Regions from separate parts of the Homo sapiens genome. Here all the other regions are linked to region 3. Evidence: read pairs that join two places in POLR2A ChIA-PET (ENCODE). Cell type or tissue: MCF 10A. All regions are shown on one strand.

Region 1 (8,000 bases), 68 kb after region 3:
AGTCTTCCGAGTAAGCTGAGACTACAGGCACATGCCACCACGCCCAGCTAATTTTTTTTTAAATTATTTCATTATGGGGCCTCACTCTGTTACCAGGCTGGCCTCAAACTCCTGGGCTCAAGTGATCCTCCTACCTTGGCCTCTCAGACTGCTGGGATTGCAGGCACGAGCCACCGCACCTGGCCCATTTTGGGTTTTGTGCCCTTCCTGAGCAGAAGTGGTGAATTCATTACTACTCCACCCAATATCTTAAGCTATTCAGTGCCAGTTGAATCCAACAACATTTTACATTTAAAGAGAATCAATAGCATTGCTTCTTGTTTTGTTTTCTACAACTAGCTTGCAATTAGAAGATAACTTATAACAATTCTAAAAACTTTTTCTGTTGATAATAGTTATAATCTTATTTAAACAAACCTATTGCATACAAAACTGACTGTCCCCAAAAAAGATTTTATATGATGCGAATTTCCTTTCGAATAGAATTTAATACTTTTCATTATAAAATAAATAGTGTGGTCAAATGTGATTATAACAAAGTGCTATTTATTTATCAATGGGGATTATATGATGAAAAGTAGATCTGGATTGTGTTAATAGAGGTATAGTCCCAGGTACTCCTCTGCAAGAACTTTGCAAAGCGATATAGACATTCCTCAACTTATGATGGAGTTATATGCCAAGGAATCCCTCATAAAAAATATCATAAGTCAAAAATGCATTTAATACACCTAACCTACCAAATGTCATAGATTAGCTTAGTGTACCTTAAATGTGCTCAGAACACATACATTAGCCTATAGTTGGGTAAAATCATCTATCACGAAGCCTGTTTTATAAATATAAGTATTGAATATCTCATGTAATTTATTGAATACTGTACAGAAAAATGAAAAACAAAATCGTTGTTTGGGTACTCACCATTAATGTACACAGCCTAAAGCACACTGGGTGTGAAGAGGGTTTTATGCATTGAACTAAAATTAATTGCTGGATAATGGGGATGCTACAGTTACAGGGTCATCACATTTCTCTCTCTCATGCTGAGGCTTGAGAATAGCTGCTAGAAGACAGTGGGGCATTGACACTTGTTGATGGTTTGGCAAGCATAGAGCTCTTCAGGAAGATAAGTTTTAACTGTGCAGTTCGTTTCTTCTTTTCTTTATATGTTTCTCTATAGCAAGCAAGAGCATCCTGCATCTGCCTGTCAGCACTTGAGAATCTCTGGTAATGGACGTCCATTTCTTCTACCATTCATAAGCCACTGCTGAGAGTAGCCAATGCCTCCACCAGTTTCTTTGCTGTAAACTTTCTTGGTGCGTCAGGTGTAACTTACTTTTCCTCTGCCTCAATTTCATTCTTTCTTTCTTCCTCAGTCTGATCAGTTTCTCCTTGGGAAGCTCTTCAGTCCCAATGCTGACAAGCTCACGAATATCCTCTTCATCACTGACAAGCTCACGAATATCCTCTTCATCAGCCTCCAATTCTGGCTGTTCCCCAAGCACTAATATTGTTAGTTACTATTTCATCAAGAGCAGAATCTTTGTTAAAGCCTTTGAATGCGTTTACACACGTCTTCAAAACTTTCCTCCAAATGCCATTCATGCATTGTTGTGTGATGGCTTCTCATGCTGGAGCAATGTTTCATGCAGTATTTAGAATGTTAAAACCTTTCCAAAACTCTCAGAGCGTTCGGTCAGATTCAGTCTCTTTAACAGCCTTTGCAAATATTGGTTGTAAGTAGCATGCTTAGAACACAGCTATTGTGCCTTGGTCCATGGGTTGAATGAGTGCGGCTATGTTCAGAGGTGGCAAATATACAACCTTTACATCAAGATGGATGTCACCGGATAAGCTATGGAGGACCTGGAGCATTGTCTAAGATCAGAGCAATCTTGAATGAGATGTTGCTTTGCCTACAATACTCTCTTGCCTGCAGAATAAAACACTTCAAACCCCAGTCTTTAAACAATGCTGATGTCATCCAGGCTTTCTTGTGATGGCAGTAATAAACAGGAAATGGATGCTTGTTCACATTCTCAAATGCTCTGGAGTTCCCTAAGTGGCAGATTAGGAAGGCTTTAATTTGAACCCTGCAACATTTTGACCCAAAAGCAGCATTCCAGGGTATTTGAATGCCTTGAATCCTGGCATTGTCTTGGCCTGTTAATATACATATGCACCAGCATACGCTTCCAGAGCAAGCTCATTTTATTGACATTAAATATTTATTCTGGCAAACATTTCTCATCCACAATTATCCTATGGAGCTTGTTCTTAAATACTTAAGGACCTTCAGTATTGGCAGTTGCTGCCTCACGGCTGAACTTCACATTATGAAAATTATGATGCCTTTTGAAGTGCTGGAACCTGCCCATGACTTGCTATAAGCATTTGCATATGGGAAAGATCATAGGAATGCTCTTTTAGTGTATTGAAAAGAGTTCTTGCCTTAGACTGGATCATCGGTAGGCTAAGCAGTATGTGCGTCTGTATCTGGTCTTCCACTCACGTGACAAGTAATTTTTCCAAATCGTCAATCAGCCCAGCTCTTTTCTTTGTGGTAACAGTAGATTTGACTGATGCTGATGGTTCCACTGCATCACAAATTTGCTTGTTATTCCTTAAGATGGTCGTGGCTTTCTAAAGTCCTAACTCACGTAAGATGGCCATTGCTGGCTTGCTGTCTCCAAACTGGGCAATTATTTGGAGTTTTGGCTCAAGAGTAATTGCTTCTGCTTTTTCTTCTCCCCAGATATAGATGGATGTTTTGCAGACATGATGGGATGCGAAAATTAAAAACACAATAGTCCAAAAAACACGGGAACACAGTACACTGTAGAGTATCAGTTGTTTGCCCTTGTGATAGCATGGATGATGGGGACCTGTGGCTCACTGTTGCTGCCCAACATTGCAAGAGAGTATTATACTGCATATCACTAGGGAAATGCTCAAAATTTTAAATTCAAAGTATCATTTCTACTGAGTGAGTTTCATTTTTGCACCATCATAAAGTTGAAAAATCATAAGTTGAATGATTCTAAGTCGGGGACCATCTGTTTACTCTTATCTTAAGCAGGGCAGTAACCAACCCAAAGAGGCCCCAGAACAACTAGCTCTAGTCCTGAAGTTGGCAAACTTTTTCTGTAAAGAACCAGAGAGTAAATATTTTAGGCTTCCTGGGCTGTATGATCTCTGTTGCAACTGCTCAACTCTGCCCTTTCAGGAAGAAATCAGCCATAGACAATCCATAAATCAATAGTGGGGACGGGCACAATGTCTCATATCTGTAATCCCAGCACTTTGGGAGGCTGAGTTGGGTGGATCGCTTGAGCCTAGGAGTTCAAGGCCAGCCTGGGCAACATGGCAAAACCCCATCTCTACAAAAAAAATACAAAAATTAGCTGGGCATGGTGGTGCACGCCTGTAGTACCAGCTACTTGGCAGGCTGCAGCAGGAGGATCTCTTGAGCCCGGGAGGTCGAGGCTGCAGTGAGCCATGTTCATGCCACTGCACTCCAGCCTGGGTGACAGAGTGAGACCCCATCTCAAAAAAAAAAAAAAAAAAAAAAAAGGTGTAGCTGTGTGCCAATAAAACTTTTTTGTGGAACCTAAAATTTGGATGTCATACAATTTTCAAGAGTCACAAACTATTGCTGTTCTTTGATTTTTCTTCAATCACTTAAAAGTGTACACAGGCCATACAAGAACAAGTGATGGGCTGGACTTGGCCTGCAAGCTGAGGATGTGGACTCCTGTTCTAGGTCATGAGACAGCCTGTTAAATATCAGCCCAGCTTCTGGAAAGAAAAACTAAGGAATTAAACTTGGTTCCAGTGATGTTAATGTGCATTTGACAACATAAAATCTATTCAGGTAGCTTGTCAAAAAATTAGCAAGAAATATTTTTGTAGGTACAAAACGATACGTTTCATTAAGAGATAGTAATGAAATTCATGTGAGTGTACCTATATGTATATATTATAGATGTATGTGTGTGTGTGTGTATGCTTATATTTCTTCCCCCCATAACCCACACTGAGTAAATACACAACAATGGGAATTATTTTCATGTTCCTGTCTGCAAGTAAAGGGTTAATCTGTGGACTATTAATTGCTCCTGAAATCCAGTCTGGAGCTGCTGCTGACACCAAGGAAATATTCTGCATTTATATTCAAAGCTGACAAACCTTGAGAAATCCTGCTGCTGGAAATGTGAGTAAATGTGCTTTCATCTGCAGTTTCTCTTTACCGTGCAGCTTGGAATGTGAGTACTGGCATCGTTGGGCACTGTCAGTCACCGCAACTGATTCAGAGTGAGACTGTAATTGAGTCAGAGAACTTCAGATGATGGTCTTAGGAACGATGCCATCTTTTTACCCACCTGAGGGGAATCTGTCCTTCTGAATGGAGCTATTTATTCTATTCCTTGGTCATCAGCTGTAAAGTTTGGGCATCATTAGAGATGACAGTGATTCACCTCCTTCAGTGGTATGTCGAGGGCCAATGGGAATTGTCAAAAAATCTAGGTGATTTTAATTTAAGATGAAAACTCAAATGTACTTCAGAGCCCATTTTCATTTTGTCATCCTTAGTTTTGAGAAAACTCCTTAGTATTATGCTCACTGTTTTTGGAATTTTCTTTTGTAGCAGCGGGTGGCTGCATTCCTTCACTTAAAGGCATTGTAATGATCCATTGTGTAATTTTATGGCCAAATAGCTGATAGAGATAAAACTTCTCATGAGTAACATTATCATACTGCCATTTGTTCCCAAAGCTACTTCTAAAACTTATTTTTAACCTTTGTCCCCTAAAACACTCTCTCACACTATTTTCTGCATATCCCCAAGAGACAATAATTTTGTACAAAATTTTCCTACGGGTAGAAAGTGGATAGACTTTTTCAAACTACATGAGCCTCACCTTCCCCCTGAGATTCTGATAAGTTTTCTCCCTCCAGACTTTGGGAATCCATTTGTTTGAATGTAGGGGTTTGAATCACATCACTCAAGATTCTGTATGTCTCTGATTCTTAGATTTCTCCATGACACTTATAGTGATTTACTGCAGACTATTGACTCATTTTTTTTCTTTTTACCAAGTCACTAATGCATGTACAGTTTGATACCAGGATAAAGAATGACATAATTTTCTTTCATTAAGAGTTCTCATTGGCCAAAGTCAGAAAGAAAAACAGAACAAAATGAATGTCTGCCTGATGCAAAATGCTAATCAGGGTCCAGGGAACTCAAAACAAATTAGACCAACTTCTCAGTACTCTGAAGAGGCTACTAGACCTTATTTCTACTTTTGCAGCAGAAATGTGGGAGATCCAGTTTGAGACCAGCCTGGCCAACATGGCGAAACCCTGTCTCTACCAAAAATACAAAAAATTAGCCAGGTGTGGTGGTGGGCACCTGTAATCCCAGATACTCGGGAGTCTGAGGCAGGAGAATCACTTGAGCCCGGGAGGCGGAGGTTACAGTTAGCTGAGATCATGCCAGTGCACTTCATGCCAATGCACTCCAGCCAGGGCAGAGCAAGACCCTGTCTCAAAAACAAACAAACCAACAAAAACCCACAAAAACAAACAAAAAGACAAGAAAAGAAAAATGGAAAAAACAAAAAAACAAACAAAAAAAAAAAACAAGAAATGTGGGAGGTCCTGGGGAGGTTAGGAGGAGAAGCACAGTGTGGTTGGCCTTCCCAGCAATCATAGGCACTGGATTTCCTTCCTGGAAGTAGTCCATCCAACTTTGACCCCCATTTCCAGGTTATCTCAGAATACCAGCGACGTGTTCAGTGTTTAAGTAGGAATATCATTTGCCATGGGTGGAGAAACAGGCCTAAAGAAGATAAATTCCGATCCAAGCCATACACTTAGCAGGGAGAAGACTCAAGGTAGCAATCACAATTGTCTGCCCTCATAGGTTGCCTCTCTTCCTCCCTCCTCTCAGGGGGTCACTCACTGAGAGAGCAGCATGGGCCAAGCCACATGGGAACCCAGCAGGATGCTGAATGCTGGGGTGCACTGCCCAGCTCTGCCTCTAGGGCTGAGGCACTCATTTGTTGGCTGAGCTGCTGTTAGATGGAGGAGGTCGGGTCTTCTCCCAAGGGACAGTGAGCATCCAATGACTGCTTGATGAGGAGGATATAAAGAACTGGCACTTGGTATGAAGAATTGGCATTGGGCCTTAAGGCAGGACAACTCTGAAGGGTCCTCCAGGTCCCTGAGGATTAGCTGAGGCCTTTGTTGTGAATGCATTAAGAGTAAATCCCAGCAGAGGTGTGCTGGCTTGTGTCTGTAATCCCTGCACTTTGGGAGGCTGAGGTGGGGAGATCACTTGAGGTCAGGAGTTTGAGACCAGCGTGGCCAACATGGTAAAACCCCATCTCTACTCAAGAAAAAAAAAATAAAGAAATAAAATAAAATAAAAAAATTAGCCGGGTTTGGTGGCAGGTGCCTGTAATCCCAGCTACCTGGGAGGCTGAGGCAAGAGAACCGCTTGAACCCAGAAGGTGGAGATTGTAGTGAGCCAAGATTGCACCACCGCACTCCAGCCTAGGCGACAAAGTGAGACTCTGTCTCAAAAAAAACAAAACAAAAAAACAAAATTAAATTCCTACCTCACCACATTTCTCATTCCTGTGAACATAGTCCCCTATATTCATCCAAATTAAGGATGCTCCCCAATAAACTTCCTTTCTGCAGAAAGGAAAGAAAAGAAACTGGAAAAAACTCTGAATTGCGTCAAAAACAGCTTCCTAAGGAACCACCAAAACAGGTCAAATAATAGCAATTATCTGGGAATGGAGTTTTGAGGCTGAAAATCTTTGCAGGACTCCCCATTACTTTCAGGATAAGATGAAAAGTCTATACTGGGACACGTAAAGTCTTTTAGGGTCTGGTCCCTGCCTAAATCCCCAGTCTCTTTGGCTGACAAGCTACTTAATGTTTAGACTGACCCTATTTTGTCCCCTCCAGTGGCTGCCAGGCTCCTGTTTTTCACCTGATTGAGAGCTTTTGTTTTCAAAATTATTGTGCAGCTGGGGAGGGAGGATAATAAGGAATAGGGCAAATTAGAGCAACACAAAGCTCACTGTTCTTACTGAGATTCAGCTCTTTTTCTTGAGAAATGTTCCCTGGGTTGCTGCAAGTGTTTTGTTAAGTTCCAGAGTTCTGGAAGTGGGAATTCCTACCATTTTTTGCCAGTATTCTCATTGCTTTTATAAAGGATGAGATTTTCAGAAGATCTTATTCTGTCATTTTTACTGATATCCAAACTAAGTTTTAAAGAGTGAATAGAGGAGAGGTTTGTTATGGCAAAGGTGACAGCTTGGGCGAAAAAAAAAAAAAAACAGATGGGAGAAAGTTTGACATATGCAGAAGCACTGCAAGCAGCTTGGAATTGCTGGAACATAAAGTTGAGACAAAGGAGCACAAGGAAAAAAGTTTGAGGAGGCAGGCAGTTGTCAGATAATGAGTGGTCCATGTGCTACATTTGAAGATGTTTAAACTTTTTTTGTCTCTCTCAGCTGTTTTCCTTTCAGGGCCAATTTCAAACCTCAGTGATTGCTGGAAGCCGGTATAGCCATGCAAACTCACAAGTTTTGAATTATCTGATACTAGTAACCTTCCCCTCACCATCTAAGCATTGTTCACCTATGGTCAACACTTCTATATAATTATCTCTTTAAAATTTCTAAATGCATTTTTAGCTAGCTGAGCCTAGCATTCAATACCTATCACTGCATCAAAAATAAATGGGCAGTATTTGTAAGACCTCTATTAACTGATTACTGGAGACTATTGAGAAGTGCTCCCATGTTCTTACTGGAGATTATTGAGAAGTCATTACTGGAGATTATTGAGAAGTCATTACTGGAGATTATTGAGAAGTGCTCCCATGTTCTTACTTTGGGGTATAACTCTTGATGATACAACTGTACCAGTAAGTGTTAGTTTGGAAAAATAGAAACCATTTTAGGTATTTTCACTAG
Region 2 (8,000 bases), 190 kb after region 3:
TGGAATGTGAGGAGCCCCTCTGCCTGGCTGCCCAGTCAGGGAAGTGACGAGCGTCTCTGCCTGGCCGCCATCCCATCTAGGAAGCGAGGAGCGCCTCTTCCCGGCCGCCATCCCATCTAGGAAGTGAGGAGCGTCTCTGCCCGGCCGCCCATCGTCTGAGATGTGGGGAGCACCTCTGCCCCGCCACCCTGTCTGGGATGTGAGGAGCGCCTCTGCCTGGCTGCCCAGTCTGGAAAGTGAGGAGCGTCTCTGCCCGGCCGCCATCCCATCTAGGAAGTGAGGAGCGTCTCTGCCCGGCCACCATCCCATCTAGGAAGTGAGGAGAGCCTCTTCCCGGCCGCCATCCCATCTAGGAAGTGAGGAGCGTCTCTGCCTGGCCGCCCATCGTCTGAGATGTGGGGAGCGCCTCTGCCCTGCTGCCCCGTCCGGGATGTGAGGAGCGTCTCTGCCTGGCAGCCGCCTGGTCTGAGAAGTGAGGAGCCCCTCCACCCAGCAGCCACCCCGTCTGGGAAGTGAGGAGCGTCTCTGCCCGGCAGCCACCTCGTCTGGGAGGGAGGCGGGGGGGTCAGCCCCCCACCCGGCCAGCCGCCCCGTCCGGGAGGGAGGTGGGGGGATCAGCCCCCCGCCCGGCCAGCCGCCCCGTCCGGGAGGTGAGAGGCACCTCTGCCCGGCCGCCCCTACTGGGAAGTGAGGAGCCCCTCTGCCCGGCCAGCCGCCCCGTCCGGGAGGGAGGTGGGGGGGTCAGCCCCCCGCCCGGCCAGCCGCCCCGTCCGGGAGGGAGGTGGGGGGGTCAGCCCCCCGCCCGGCCAGCCGCCCCGTCCGGGAGGGAGGTGGGGGGATCAGCCCCCCGTCCGGGAGGTGAGAGGCACCTCTGCCCGGCCGCCCCTACTGGGAAGTGAGGAGCCCCTCTGCCCGGCCAGCCGCCCCGTCCAGGAGGGAGGTCGGGGGGTCAGCCGCCCCGTTCAGGAGGTGAGGGGCGCCTCTGCCCGGCCGCCCCTACTGGGAAGTGAGGAGCCCCTCTGCCCGGCCAGCCGCCCCGTCCGGGAGGTGTACCCAACAGCTCATTGAGAACGGGCTATGATGACAATGGCGGTTTTGTGGAATAGAAAGGGGGGAAAGGTGGGGAAAAGATTGAGAAATCGGATGGTTGCCGTGTCTGTGTAGAAAGAGGTAGACATGGGAGACTTTTCATTTTGTTCTGTACTAAGAAAAATTCTTCTGCCTTGGGATCCTGTTGATCTGTGACCTTACCCCCAACCCTGTGCTCTCTGAAACATGTGCTGTATCCACTCAGGGTTGAATGGATTAAGGGCGGTGCAAGATGTGCTTTGTTAAACAGATACTTGAAGGCAGCATGCTCGTTAAGAGTCATCGCCACTCCCTAATCTCAAGTACCCAGGGACATAAACACTGTGGAAGGCCGCAGGGTCCTCTGCCTAGGAAAACCAGAGGTCCTTTGTTCACTTGTTTATCTGCTGACCTTCCCTCCACTATTGTCCTGTGACCCTGCCAAATCCCCCTCTGCGAGAAACACCCAAGAATGATCAATTAAAAAAAAAAAAAAAAAAAGAATTCTGAGAACAAGGAATGGCTACTTGGATTTCATCCCTGGCCCAGGGTCTGAGAGCTGGAGAGTTAATAACAAAAAGTGCTGGAAAGTGCTGTCCTCTCTATGCCTCCCCACCCCCACAGAAAACTCTACTAAGGCACAAGTAGCACCTTCAGGACTAACCTTGCTGAGAGTGGCACAAAGGGGAGCGTGGCATTCTCCCTGCTTTCGCCGTGAACTCCCCAGAGTCCTCCAGTGCCCACAGTGCATGGCAGTCCACAGTGATCCTAGGGAGCACATCTTTCTCCTCTTCGTGTTGCTGTCTGTATGCAGGGGCTCAAGTGTGGGAGCCAAAGGGGCCTGACAGAGACAGGGGAGTCCAGCAAACTTCAGCCCCTGCAGAGCAGCTGCAGTTCCCAGGGAGTGCGGAGGTGCCAGTTAGACAAGGCAGTGCTGACCGAGCGTGGTGCCAGCACCTGGGACAACTTTACGGTGGCAGGCAGTGCCCTTGACTGCAGAGTCAGCACCAAGGACTGGATGTGGTACACATGTCCCCAGCTCTCCAGGGGACCCTGAACCTGCCTCACGCACAGCAGGTGCTCAGTGAGTGGATGAAGGAATTGACTTGAGTGATGTTCACAAAAGGAGCATGAAGCATCCAGCTATGGAGATGAGACACAGGGAAATAGATGAGGCCGACTTTTCTTTTCTTTTCTTTTTTGTCTGTAATTTCTAAACTGTGGCTAAAGAAAATGCCAGTATTTGGTTTAATTCCCATCTGGCACCTTTTTCAGCGGTAAATTGATTTCAGTGTTTTTTTTTTTTTTAAAGTCTCATCACGAAGCTTCTATAGTTAGGTATAATTCATCAAGGTTTAGAATTAGCCCAAATTTCTCTAAATCCTTCTTTATTTTTTCACACAAGGCTTCATGATTGTTGGTTTGGAACATTAAGATGCAAATGATAGAGGAAGCGTTACACATTTAAATGTGCAGGGTTGGTGTGGCATTAAGCTGTTCTGGAAAAGAACCACAATCCTCCTCCGGTTTGTTAAGATGGAAAAAATGGGAGAGTGGTGAAAAGGGAGGAAATGTTAGATTTATCTCGATTCATGCTTTGTAGGTCAAGGTGAAAGAAAAGACTATAAGCTTTTCAAGACCTAATCACTGACAGACACGCCTAGCAAAGATCCTGCCTTACCCAGCCAAAGCAGAAAGACCATGGAGGGATTGGAGACAAGAATGGTCTGTTTCCCACTGAGCCCTTAAACTGAGGTCTCCCTGGCCCATCCGTCACTTTCCCTTGGAGAGTTGGTGTGCGTTCCTAACAGAGTGTGTGTTTCCTCCTAAGAGAATTAAAAGTGACAAGATGAGGAGTAATGACATCATGACAGAGGCCAGGCAGTTCCAAATGTGTTCTCCCCAAGGTATGCCACTGCCCAATGTCCATTGTGACTTGGCTCACATCTTCCTCCCTTTTCCTACCTTTCCTCAGTGTCTCTTCTCCTTCCTCCTCCTTCCTCCTCCCTTTTGCCCCTCCCCTCCCCCTTTTCTTCTCTCCCTCTTCCCTTCTCCTCTTTCTCCCCATCATGCTCTCCCATCCCTTTCCCCTCCCCCTCCTTCTTCTGTCCTCCCCTTACCCTTCTCTACCATCTTCCTCCCTTCCCCTCCCTCATCTTCTGGCTCTCCTTCTTCTTCTCTCCTTCCCTCCTTCTTCTCTTTTTCTCCCTCATGTCTCCCCCTTCCCCTGCCCTCCCCTTCCTCCTCCGGTCTTCGCCTGCCTGTCCCACAGTGGCTGAGCCGCCCTGCCCTCTGGCCTGAAGCTCTGACTCCACCTTCTCCATCCCAATCCTCCCCGCCAGAGCCACACACACACATTTGCCCCGGGCTTGGTGCTGGCTTCTCTGAAATCCACCCACCTTGGGAAGGATGAGCCACGTGTTTTTGGGCCTCGGGGCCTTTGAGCATGAGCTGTAAAGAAGGATGAGTGTTTCCGTTTGACTTTGAGCCAAGCTCAGTGGGGAGGAGCGCTTCACCTGTAACGTGCTTGACTTGCCTGGCAAAAGGGCAGCAGGAACCCTGCCCTGCTCTGCCCACCTAAGCCCAAAGGATAGAAGGAGGGCAAGTCTTTTCTCGTGTGGCCGCCCTGGCCTGAGGACATTGCTGGTAGTCTTGTCAGTCCTTCCTGGTCTGTCTCTTTGCGTGGAGAGAGGGATGGCCTAAAGTTGGGAGGCTGAAATGGAGGAAGTTTGGTGATGTCACAGAGGCAGTGTGGTTCAGTAAAACCGGGGTGCTGGCATCGCCACTGTAGCTATGGGCGAGACACCTAACCTCCCTGAGGGCCAGCCCCTCCTTGTCAGGTGGGGTTATGAAGCTCCCCTGTTGAACGTTGTTGGGGTGAGGACATCAGATGTGGTAGAGCAGGAAGAGGCGCTGTCTCCTTTCTTGTGGAGACTTCTCAGAGAAATCATTTCCGCTTACCTATTGACAAAGGGGTTTACCAGAAGGTCAAAAGGGGGCTAGGCCCCAAATCATTCCTTTTCTGGTTTCCTCCTCTCTGGGGGCACTGGGCTTTCATGAATAAGCTCTCCTGCGGCTCTGTCACCAGACAGGCTCTTTCTGCTCCTGGATGGTTGCAGGCCCCATGACTGCCTGGTGTACCATTCTCCCTGGGCTTTCCTGTTCTCTGTCCATTTCAAAATTCTCAGCTTTTGCTCCCACAGCTGACAAGCTCCCTCTCCTCCTTTGCTGGGTGTGTCTTACTCACATTTCCAAGAGGCTGCCTCTGCATGTCACTGTGCCACAGTATTGGCACCCAGTCAGGGGCAAAGCCCCGGCCAAGCCAGCATTGGAAGAAGGGAGGGGTCCTGAGACATGGCTGCCTCGGCCAACTGTTCAGCAGATGCTGTGGGAGGCCCCTTCTCCCCAGCAGGCCTGGGGGTGGTCAGTGATTGACAACTCTACCCACAAGGCAGAGGGACTGAAACCAGAACCACAGAGAAGGCAAGCAGCCTGCTTAGAGACCAGAGAAAAGCCTGCACTTCGCTTCTATTGCATCTCAAGTGTGATAAGAGCACATAGCTTCTCCAAGTCCTCTGAGCCAGTGGAGGGACTGAGCTAACATTATGATGTCCCTAGATGAGTAGGCGGTGGCAATTTGTGCTTTTTTATTTGGCAATAATATTTAACAAGACATTTGGGTCAGTGGGATCAATTAGACCACACTAGAACTAATTAGAAGTGCTGTATTTGATTATAAACTCCCAAAAGGGTACTCATGGTGGCCAGAGTTATTTTTGTGTGCAGGACTTTAAAGAGGGGAACCCTTTGTTCAACAAGGGTGCATACTGAGAGCACAGCCAACTTGTTGGGGCACTAGGTGCTATTGCAGGGGAGGCAGAGATCCCCTCCAACCTCCTTAAGCTCTTATGAGGGCTCTTTGGCTGGATCTAGAAACCAAATTGACACCAGGCAGATTAACAAGAGAAAAACATACAAATTGCATGAGTTTTCCATGTGCATGGAGATCTTCAGAGGAGAGTGAAGTCTGAAGAAGTGGCCAAAGCCAGATGCTTTTGGACTCTTTAGACAAATAATGACAATTTCAAGAAGTGACAGGACAAAGAAAATCGGGCTAGGGCAGTAAATTTTCTAGGAGAGTCATTAGGAGAGATACAGGGGCAGGTGGAGGAGTGTAAAACAGATGGGAGATAAGGGTTACTGTGTAATATTTGTTCATTCAGGTCCTTTGCAGCCCCCACTTCCCAGTCTCTGGTGCTAAGGGCTATTTTCACATGCTAATATGGCAATGGCCCCCGCTCCCACCACCCGACCAGGAGAAATCTTTATGCTTACTGAACGCAGGAAAAGACAAGTCAGCTGACCCTTTCTGAAACGAAATTTCTCCAATGTTTTCAGCTCTAAATCATCAATCCGGCATATTTTTGTATGACATGTCCTTCACTCCTTCACTATCCAGCATGATTATAAAATCCACTCCTGTGTCCTTCGGGGGCTTCAGATTCAGCTGGGGAGACAGAAAATCAGGAGAATTCTTCCAAGAAAGACTATTCTGCATAATATAGCAAGTAGAAGTTGGAGAGCTAGGAACAGCATGAGAGGGTGGGGAGAGGAACAGAGGTGAGAGAGAGATAAAGTGTGAGCCAGTAAGATGCCAGCGAGCTGAGCACTGCAATGTGGACCCAGCCCCCAAGCCTTGCTGAAGTCTACTAATCTCATGGATTTTTGCATGAGGGATTTTTGTTGCTGTTGTGTGGTGGTGATGGTTGGCACCATAAGGTGTTCATCTGGTATGTTATAGAAAGAGCAAGAGGAAGCAAGGTCCAAGAGGCAGATGGAGCCACCTCACTTTCCACCTGCTATGATTTGAACATTTGTCCCCTCCAAAACCCATGTTGAAATTTAATCCTCAATGACTATTGAGAGGTGAGGTCTTTACAAGGTGATTGGGTCATGAGCCCTGTTTCCACATGAATAGATTAATGGGTTAATGGATTACTGAGTTATCATGGGAGTGGGACCAGTGGCTTTATAAGAAAAGGAAGAAAGACCCAAACCAACATGCTCAGCTCCCTCACATGTGATGCCCGTGCCACCTCAGAATGCCACAGGATCCCCACTAGCAAGAAGGTTCTCACCAGATGCAACCCCTTGACCCTTGACCCTGGACCTCTCACCCTCCATAATTGTAGCAAATGAGTTTCTTCCCTGTATAAATTACCCAGTTTAAACTATTCTTTTATAAGCATCAGAAAACAAACTAAAACACCACCCACCCTGAGCTCAGAAACTGGGATAAATTGTTGGGAGTATTTTGACATTCCCCAAATGTGAAATTCAGGGTGCACAACAAGAATTATAGATTAGAAAAGAACTAATTATGGAGTTATGTACATAGGGAATACAGTCCCAGCACCCTATCTTTGTACCATACATTGTTTCTTACAAAGAGACCTTACAACCTAGCACGTCAGTTAGAAATACTGGTAGATGGCTTATTAAACGCTCATGAATCGGTTTACGTGATTTATTTCATTGAATCATCACAGCAACATCGTGCAGTATGTATTGTTATTAACTGCTCCCCACTGCCCCTCTGCCCCAGTTTTACCGATGTGGGGAGTAAAGTGCAAGGACGTTGGATGGTGCCATGGAGCCCGCAGCTGGTCACTGGTGGCGAGATGAGCGCCAACACAGGCATAGTGAGTCTGGAATGAGCATTCCTCACCTGCGCCACACACTGCCTCTTTATATGGCCCTGACATCACATGACACAGACCAAGCTGTGCTGCAGAACCATCCCTGTCTTTCCCTCCAACCACTGGCAGAGAATTCAATCTGACATTCTGACATTGCCCAGTCATCATGGTGTCCCCACACCAAGGGCAGTATCCTGCCCAAAGGAGCTCAGCAACTTGTTGCAGGGGTGAGGTTAGCAGGTAGGTTTTAACTACTCTCAGAAAAGTTTCCAGACAAGAGGCTTTATACCCCAGCACATCCAGGTCTTTATCATAAGCCACTGAAAGCACACACTGTGTCTAAGATGCTGCATCTGAGATTCTCCAGAGGAGAGGGCATTGGTCATCTGCACGAGGTGTCAGGCTGGGGAAGTAAGATTTCTATTTTATCATGATGTCTTTTAAGATACTAAGTCCAGGAATGCCGTCTCAAATCCTATTGGAAGAAAAAGGCAAGAGATAAATACATTTCAATAGGGAAAGGAAACATGCAGGAACAGTTATGGAGAAACCCTGTCATGTTATATGCACCCTATGATGACTGCCCATGTTACTGATTTTGTAACATAAAGTAGAATGTATCCCCAGTGTTTCTCCTTTTGAAGGGAACAGACCTTTACAGCCAGTATCACACAGAAAGAAGCCTTGGTTCACAGAGTCCATGTGTGTGTCTCATGTTTTTGAGCCAAGCCACACCATGGCCCCCAGAGTCCTCGTGTCCTGCACAGCTGAAGGAGCTGGAATTGGCACAGCTGAGAGTACAGGTGAAGCCTCACCTGGCAAGACCGGCCCTCTATTCATGTCCTGCTTTTTGTGTGAGGTAGAAGGGGGACATTGGTCATGCTGGCCCCATAGACTTGGGTCTATAGCCAGTTAACAGCTGTTCCCTTGAGAACCCACTCATCCAGAAGGAATAGCTCAGTCTGAGCATCAGCCTTCTGGTGCCCTAGCTTGTTTGTTCTCCTCCCCAGCTCCGAGTGGTGTTCAAGAGAGAGGAAAATGTGAAGCTGTTAAGCATTTGGGGAAGAGGCATAGAGCCATCAGACTAGGGGCAAGGAGAACCATCAGACTAGGGGGCTAGGGACAGGGGTAAAGAGAGCTATCAGGCTAGGTGCAGGAAGAGTCATTAGACCACCAGAGTAAGTAAGGAGAGCCATGAGACTTGGGGCAGAGCGAGCCATCAGACTATTTTAG
Region 3 (8,000 bases):
TCATGGTTCCCCAAAGATTGCCACTATAGAGACAAAAGAATACCTGCTTGTTTAATGTCATTATTTCATTTCTTATTTTTGCCTTAATGCCTGATCCATCTACGATGTATATAAAAAATAAGACTATGAGTCAACTTTTCGTAATTGCCTTTAGATGTTCAGCTACTCAAAAAAAATTTAGTTGCCTTAAAATGTAGGCAAAATGAAATAGATACAGAAGCTGGCCTTTCCTATTTCTCTTTTCTGTCATTGTTTTTGTGACCATTCCATAACCACCAAAGATCAGCCAGCTGGGCCATCTCTGAATTGCCACAGAGGGACTGGAGGGAGGAAAATTCTACTAAATTGGTGTTCCGCAAAGCTCTTCTGTTTTGGGCACTTGGCTTAGGAGCAGGTTTACAGAATCCCAGGCACACTTCTCTGCATCCTGCCCCTGTCCCTTCCCCCAACTCCTGCTTCAATTCTGAGTTTTGGGGATAATGTTTCTGGGGCTACTTTGGAAAGCCGTGGCCAATATCCAAAGTCACATAGGGACTGTGTATGTGCACCTGTGTGCAGACGCACTGAGCAGGGGCGGGGATTGGCTGATCCGTGTTTGATTTGTGGCATCGGGCAGATTCACATTTAGTAATTTTGTCTTCTTTCTGCCTACCTCACGCTAGCCAACCCCAGGACACCTGTGCACCTTAAAAACCATTTTCCTCAGAATTTCTGGATTTATTTTCTACCCATGTTTTTAAATAAATCCTTCCTAATTTCATCCAGGAAGTTCTTAATTTCCTTTGGCCTGTACCTTTTAAAACATATTACACTTTGTTTATTTCCCTGAAAGAAGGGCTATCATCTTTTCTGGGAAAACGTTATAATAAGGGACTAAAATGGCAACTAGAAACAAAACAAAATGAAACAGGAACTCTTCTGTGAGCAAATGTGATGCAATTGTGTATCACTGTTGACACTAGCTCTGTTTCTGGAAAAAGTTGTATGTAAACTACAACAAGTAATGTTGTTAACGCCCTAGGAGGTTCATTTCTTTTTTTGTTTTTTGTTCTTTGTTTTTTTTTTTTTTTTTTTTTTTTGAGACGGAGTCCCACTTTGTCGCCCAGGCTGGAGTGCAGTGGCGTGATCTCGGCTCACTGCAAGCTCTGCCTCCCAGGTTCACGCCATTGTCCTGCCTCAGCCTCCCGAGTAGCTGGGACTACAGGCGCCCGCCACCACGCCCAGCTAATTTTTTTTTTTTTTTTTTTTTTTGTATTTTTAGTAGAGACAGGGTTTCACCGTGTTAGCCAGGATGGTCTGGATCTCCTGACAGGAGGCTCATTTCTATAAACACTTTTTATAAACTGGTTTTAATCAAATATTGTAACTACCCCAAGTGTTCTGTTTTGGCAAAATACATATGTATGAAAGCCTGTGGCTTTAAATATAAAGATTCGTAGAGAACGGTGGGATAAGTAACTTTTATGGTTTGTAATATGACTTGTTGTGTGTTTCACTCTTCTCTCCAGCAACCAATTATCTAGTGCCTGCCAATGATACGGCTTCGATGACTGGAGGAACACTAGGGTTTTTGGTATTGCGCCGATTAAGATAAAATGACACGGACACACATGGAGTGATTTTAAGGAGCAGAGAATTTAGTAGGCAAGAAAGAAGAAAACAGCTCCCCTGTACAGAGACAGAGGGAGTGGGGATTTGAGCAAAGAGAAACCCCCTGTGCTGCAGAAAAGTGGTCGCTAATATTGGGATGCTAGAGGAGGTGGTGTTTGGCTTGCATAGCGCCCAGGGGATTGGTTTGACCAGGTGTGTTATTTACATAGCCAGAGAAAAACCTGGGCTTCCCACCTTATTCCTTTAATATGCAAATGCGGGTTGTCATGATGTTCCGAACACAAGGTGGTGTTATTTGGAGGCGGCCATGACACTTGGCACAGGTGGTGACAAGGAGAAGACTGAGGGAATTGCCATTTTGGCCATGTTGGGTGGACCTAGCTTTTAGTCGCCTGCATTTGCATATTAAAGCTTGCTGGCCTGGCTCTTTAAGCCTAGAAAATAAATGGTTTGAGGGTTGTTTCTCATAGGAAAATTTCCACTGAGAACCTTTACCCTTACTATTTGCCTAAAAATTATTTTTTAATAAGTCCCGTATTATCGACTCTAGACCAGGTGCTACCCAAAGCCCGGTTGTTCTCCCACCCTGTGCACCTTGTCTACGTCAGGGTGCTGTTGAAAGATTATTGAGGCCATGTCTGTAGGAAAGCCAGAGCTTCAAGAACAACAAAAACAATGTAAACAGGACTCCTTTCCTATTCTATTAATTCTATTGAAATTATTGAAAAATAATTGTCCTTGCTTTATTTTAAAATTACATGTATTGGTTTTCATCACCCAGCAGCCAGAATACATTTGTAATTTGTTTTCCATCTCACTTTTTGCCTTTTACTAGTCTTGTCATGAGATGAAATTGGTAGTTTTGGGGCAGTAATTGAGAATAAATCAAGATTCTGTGTTTTATAAGTATTTTGGAGGAAAGTTTCATTAAAAAGAAAATTAACTTAGGTTCTTCAGACAAAATGCCAGGGAAATTTTGACAAAGTGAGCTCCCCAAATCTAACCCGTCTAAGTCATGTGGTAGCAGAAACCCACAGACTCTCACAAAGACATGCAATGGGCTCTAAACTTAAGTGCAGATACTTTGATTACATTTCTTAAATTTCTCCATGAAGTTTCATGAGAAAAAAGAACCGTACAAAAACACAATGGCAGAACAATCACATTCTTCAGTGACCTCCTCTTGTGTGTTAACAATGCCTACGATGCATCCCTCCGATGAGCAGCAGGGCTGCACCTGCCACGAGGGGCTGGGCTGCAGGCTGAGCCCTCTGGCTTTGCTGAGAAGGGTGGTGATGGCATCGCCTGTACAAAGATTTCCAGAGGTACTTGCAGAGGAGGAGGGCAGACCATCAGTGCCTCTTCACCTATAAAGTCATGCAGTGGGACCTTAGAGTTATGATGGACTCATATATGTGTGTTTTCCTCAAATTTCCTGATTTTAAATTAGACAATTGAAGGATCAGAAAATTTGCAACTAAGTGAATATTAAAATATATTAAACAAGTGTTTTTCTATGGATGAATGGATAAATAAAATGTGGTATATCTATACAATGGAATATTATTCAGCCTTGAAAAGGAAGGAAATTCTAATACATGCTACACCATGGATGAACCCTGAGGACATCATGCTAAGTAAAATTAGCCAATCATGAAGAGACAGACACTATATGGTCCCACTCCTATGAGGCTCCTAAAGAATCAAATCCATAGAGACAGAAAGTAGAATAGTGGTCACCAGGGGCTGTGGAGAGGGGGAAGAGGGAGTTAGTGTTAACAGGAACATTGGGAGGGCTGGGGTGGGTGGATCACCTGAGGTCAGGAGTTCGAGACCAGCCTGACCAACATGGTGAAACCCTGTCTCTACTAAAAATGCAAAAATTAGCTGGGCATGGTGGTGCATGCCTGTAATCCCAGCTACTCGAAGCTGAGGCAGGAGAATCACCTGAACCCGGGAGGCAGAGGTTTTAGTGACCCGAGATCGCGCCATTGCACTCCAGGATGGGCAACAAGAGAGAAACTCTGTCATGAAAAAAAACCAAAACCAAAACAAAACAACAAAACAAGAAAAACAAAACAAAAAAATAGGAACAGAGTTTCAGTTTGGGAAGATAAAAAGAATTCTGTGGATGGATGATGCTGGTGCTTGCAAAACCATAAGAATGTATAATACTAAAGCCACTGAACTATACACTTTAAAATGTTTAAGAAGGCTAATTCTGTGTTATGTGCATTTTGCTGCAACTTAAAAAACTTAAAAATACATTAAAAGAATTCTCAATTCTGACAGCAATGATGATTGGTGGCACTGTTAAGGTGAAATTTTCTCCAAATGCAACTGCATTCTATTTAGTCAATTTATAATTAACATATTAAAGATCTCATGTCTAGAAATTGACCAATTTACTAAGATTGTTAAGTGTGAGGATGTTGGGTGCACCACACTGTCATAGTAAAAACCTGGAGCAAGCTGAATTCCCATTCATATGGAGCAATTAAATAAATTATGATGATTCCATAAAAGAAGTGCCGTGCAACAATTATAAAGGCAATTGTGCCAATGTAAAAAGAAGTGCAAAATAAAACATGCAAAACAGGAAATGATGATCAGTATACATAGCATCATCCCAGTGAAAACAGAAAAATCTAAATAAAAATAGTAAATACAAAAATATATGTGTATGCTTGCATTTACTTGGAAAATGCTGGCAGCATATCTAACAAAATGGTAATGATAGTTACCTAATCTATCTTAAATATGGTATAATAAATTCATATATAAATAGTGAAGTAAGACAAACCAAAATAGTGATTAATTCTGCCAAATGAAGAAGGGGTTGTGAGTTGGGGTCTTTTACTTTTCATTTTCCATACTTTCGTATTATTTGAGATTTTTTATTTTTACTAAATGTGAAAAGCAAATAAAAATAATTAGAACATTTAAAAACCAAAAAATTTTATGCATACTTCACTATTTTGTAAAATAATATAGAGTAAAAATAAAAAACAGAAAAAAGTAATGCAAGCCAATGTGGAAATAAGTATAATCCAGAAAACAACCATGAAGAAAGGATCCCATCCAGACTACAGGGAACAGACTGAGAGACCTCAGTGGCTTCCAGTTGCTAATGTGTGTGATTCCCACACTGGGTAACACAGGAGTGTTTGACCAACAATCAACTGAATACTGGTTCTTGTTTCTCATTGTCATGGAATTTGCCGAATCTCACTTTTGGCTTCACAGAGGACTTTGTGAGCTCCAAGCATGAAAAGTGGCATTTATAACTCCCCCTGGAATTTCCATGTACCCAGGACACTGCCAGGCCAAAGGATGAATCACAGCTTCTTAGAATTGTGGAAGCCATTTTGGAAACAGCTGCCAAGTAACTAATGCTATTAAAAATAGCTCCCTAAAAAATGAATTGCTTATTTTAAGAAGACAAGAGTGGCTTGAATCTGTGCTGCTCACATTTTTCATCTACTGGGCACAGTGCCCGTGGATCCAAGAAAGCCCTGCTTGTCAGATGGGAATACCATCTGTACAGATGATGCCCCGCACATGCAAGAGCCTGGCATTTTTGGGCCAGGGCTAACCAGGGTAAAGTCTGAATCACCCCATGTGGAATCCGTCTCCTACGGGGTGTGGACTGTGGGGCATGAATTCCAATTGCGCTTTCCTTACATAACTTTGCTCTTCAGATCCCTGGTTCCGAATGTGGGGTGTATGCAGTATGGCCCACTGGAAGTACATGAAAATGCTAGAAGGTGAATCTACATGTATTTTTTGATCTAATGAAAACAAGCAGGAAAATAAGTTGTACTGACAGGTAATGTGCAGACTGATACTGCTGTCTTGACTCAGACTGTGTTGGGCAATTGTCTTTCCCTGTGAATTCCGTGAAGAAATGAACCCATCCAGACCCATCCCATGGCAATAGGATTGATGGTGCCAACCTCCCATGTTTGTTTTATGCCCCCTGTGTTGTGACGTGGGGCAGTTAACCTATTTCTGGCTTAAACAGTGTCAAAAATAAACAAAGCCAGGCACTAGTTAAAGTGGTAAGAAGAGACTTCAATCAGCACTTTGATTTGTGCAGCAGTGACTAGGCATTTTAAAGGAAGAATAAGGGAATGAGGAGAGGTGTGAGTGGGGACTCAGGAGAGTCAGGGAAGTGAAAAATCATCAAAGGCGGGAGGGAGGAAGCTTGGTCCATGTGGAAACTATCTGGATTTTCTAAGTGCTCCTTCTCAAAGCGCTGCCCTTCTGGAGGCTGGGAGACAGGGTACTTATCTTCAGGTTTTGGCTGAAACAAACAGTAAATTCCTTGGGCAGCCCTGCATTTCTCAGGCAGGCACTTTAAGGAGATTAGGGGCATGCTAAGGATGTGGCCTTGAGCTGCTAGAAACTGTGTTTGTGTTTGTTCAAGCCTTTATAGGCCAAGGATGAGGCCTAGTGGAGAAGGGGGCTCAGTGGAGCCTGACTAGAATTTGGTCAAGAAGAGAGTCTTTGTCAGTAGCCCTGCAGATATCATCTGTCTAAGAATATAGGATGATTGTCACATTTTGTAATGAGGTGAAGGAATGATCATACAAATAATTTGTGCCTCTTAGAGGCTCCTAAGTTATCTCAGGGCAAATAAAGTACAGTTATAAAGTTTAAGGATGAATTAGAAATTTTTCATTTACAAAAAGACAAGTGTGCCAAATTTGGAAAATATTTAATAAGGACATTCTTGTCACTAGAACACGGATGTTTTTGAAAACGAAGGAAAAGATATACACAGGAACACACACATTCATGTACAATGTGGAGGTGACAAGTTAACAGTAACAACGAAAGTACTTTTCAGAAGCAACTCATGTGACGTAGAGAGCAGTTTGCAAATATTTCCATTGGTTATGTGATATATTTTTCCAAAAATTTTGTATTTCTCCTCCCAAAACAAATAAATCTATGATAATACCGGACCTGGTTAAATGCATCTGCCTTGAGTCATTCGGCACCCCTTTGGGCCCACCCCTCATTCCTAAACTCCCCCAGCTGTTCTTCCTATCCTAGAATTCAGGGGCCAGACTTCAGACCACCCAGCACAATAGGAGCCCCAGCAGAGCCCAGGTCCAGCCCAGTGGCACTCACAAAAGCCATGGCTTCCACAGTCTCTGCCTGCAGGCAGGGAATATAACCCAGAAGGCAGGAAAGCTACAGTGGTTCATCTTTGCAGGATATTATAAAAATAATATCAAAATCATCAAAAAAGTGAGAAATTTTTCCAATTTATTACACTGTATTTTAATTATAGATGAGAGGAGAGGATGGTCTGCCAACTTATTTTCTGTGTATAGGAACTACACAGAAAATAAGTAATGTCTCATTCTGTTAAATTTTCTGCTTTTGAGCAAATGTGTATAATGTAATATATTAATTTGTAACAATACATAAGGAACACATGCTCAAAAGTTTTTAACTAATAGGGCTTCACATTCAGAAAAGTTGGGAGTCGACTGCTTCAGACTCATGTGCCCTGAAGTACACGCAGCCCCTGGGTGGAGGCAGGATAAGGAAGTACAGCTGACAGGCTGAACACCTGTAGGCCAGAGAGCAGCTTTTTGGGGCCTGGAAGGCGTGGATGGGACAACCTGGCCTTGATGTCAAGTCTTTAGAGCATCCAGTCCATAATATTAAATATTACCCAGAATGTGATCTGACGGGGATCCTTCCGTTAGATGTGATGCCATATTAGGACGTAGCACACTCAGGGCCTTGATAACTATCGTTTTAGGGTCATAATACCCTCCCAAGTATTCACCAACAATTTGCTCTGCCATTCTGTTGATTCCGTGTTCTTTTCATTCTCTTTAGGGCCAGAAGAAGCCTCTAGGTCTCACACATAGAAAATAAGTTGGGAAGGCTGGGCGCGGTGCCTCACGCCTGTAATCCCAGCACTTTGGGAGGCTGAGGCAGGCAGATCACCTGAGGTCAGGAGTTCAAGACCAGCCTGACCAACATGGTGAAACCCTGTCTCTACTAAAAATACAAAAATTAGCTGGGCGTGGTGGGCGCACCTGTAATCCCATCTACTCAGGAAGCTGAGGCAGGAGAATCACTTGAACCCTGGAGGCGGAGGTTGCAGTAAGCTGAAATCACGCCACTGCACTCCAGCCTGGGCAACAGAGCGAGACTCCGACTCAAAAAAAAAGAAAAAAAAAAAGAAAAGAAGTTGGCAGAACACCCTCTCCTCCCAATTGTAATTAAAATATAGTGTAATAAATTGATCAAAATTCTGACTTTTTGATGACTTTAATGTTTTTTTAATATCCTGCATCAAATTTTATCCCAAGAATATTGACTCAGTGGGTGTGTGTGCATACCTGCGCATGTGTGTTCAC

Evidence for each region. ChIA-PET counts read pairs that join two places held together with the same protein. Peaks named below come from ENCODE experiments on the same cell type or tissue, not always from the same donor. Only the 100,000 strongest peaks of a DNase experiment are listed, where the experiment ranks them.
Region 1: POLR2A ChIA-PET joins it to region 3 with 6 read pairs; 2 of 35 experiments call an interaction of 5 or more read pairs at or near these places.
Region 2: POLR2A ChIA-PET joins it to region 3 with 5 read pairs; 3 of 35 experiments call an interaction of 5 or more read pairs at or near these places.

What each region holds. Positions count from the first base shown.
Region 1 is chr1:232,205,299-232,213,298 of GRCh38, forward strand. No RefSeq gene overlaps it. Among named protein-coding and RNA genes, the nearest start is that of DISC1-IT1, 280 kb to the left of the region's middle. In MCF 10A, a CTCF peak has its summit at 6,015; no DNase peak of the experiment used is centred here.
Region 2 is chr1:232,331,536-232,339,535 of GRCh38, forward strand. No RefSeq gene overlaps it. Among named protein-coding and RNA genes, the nearest start is that of SIPA1L2, 290 kb to the right of the region's middle. RefSeq lists an enhancer at 649-1,629. In MCF 10A, no CTCF peak of the experiment used is centred here; a DNase peak (open chromatin) is centred at 3,496.
Region 3 is chr1:232,137,714-232,145,713 of GRCh38, forward strand. No RefSeq gene overlaps it. Among named protein-coding and RNA genes, the nearest start is that of DISC1-IT1, 220 kb to the left of the region's middle. In MCF 10A, no CTCF peak of the experiment used is centred here; DNase peaks (open chromatin) are centred at 4,908, 5,178 and 5,508.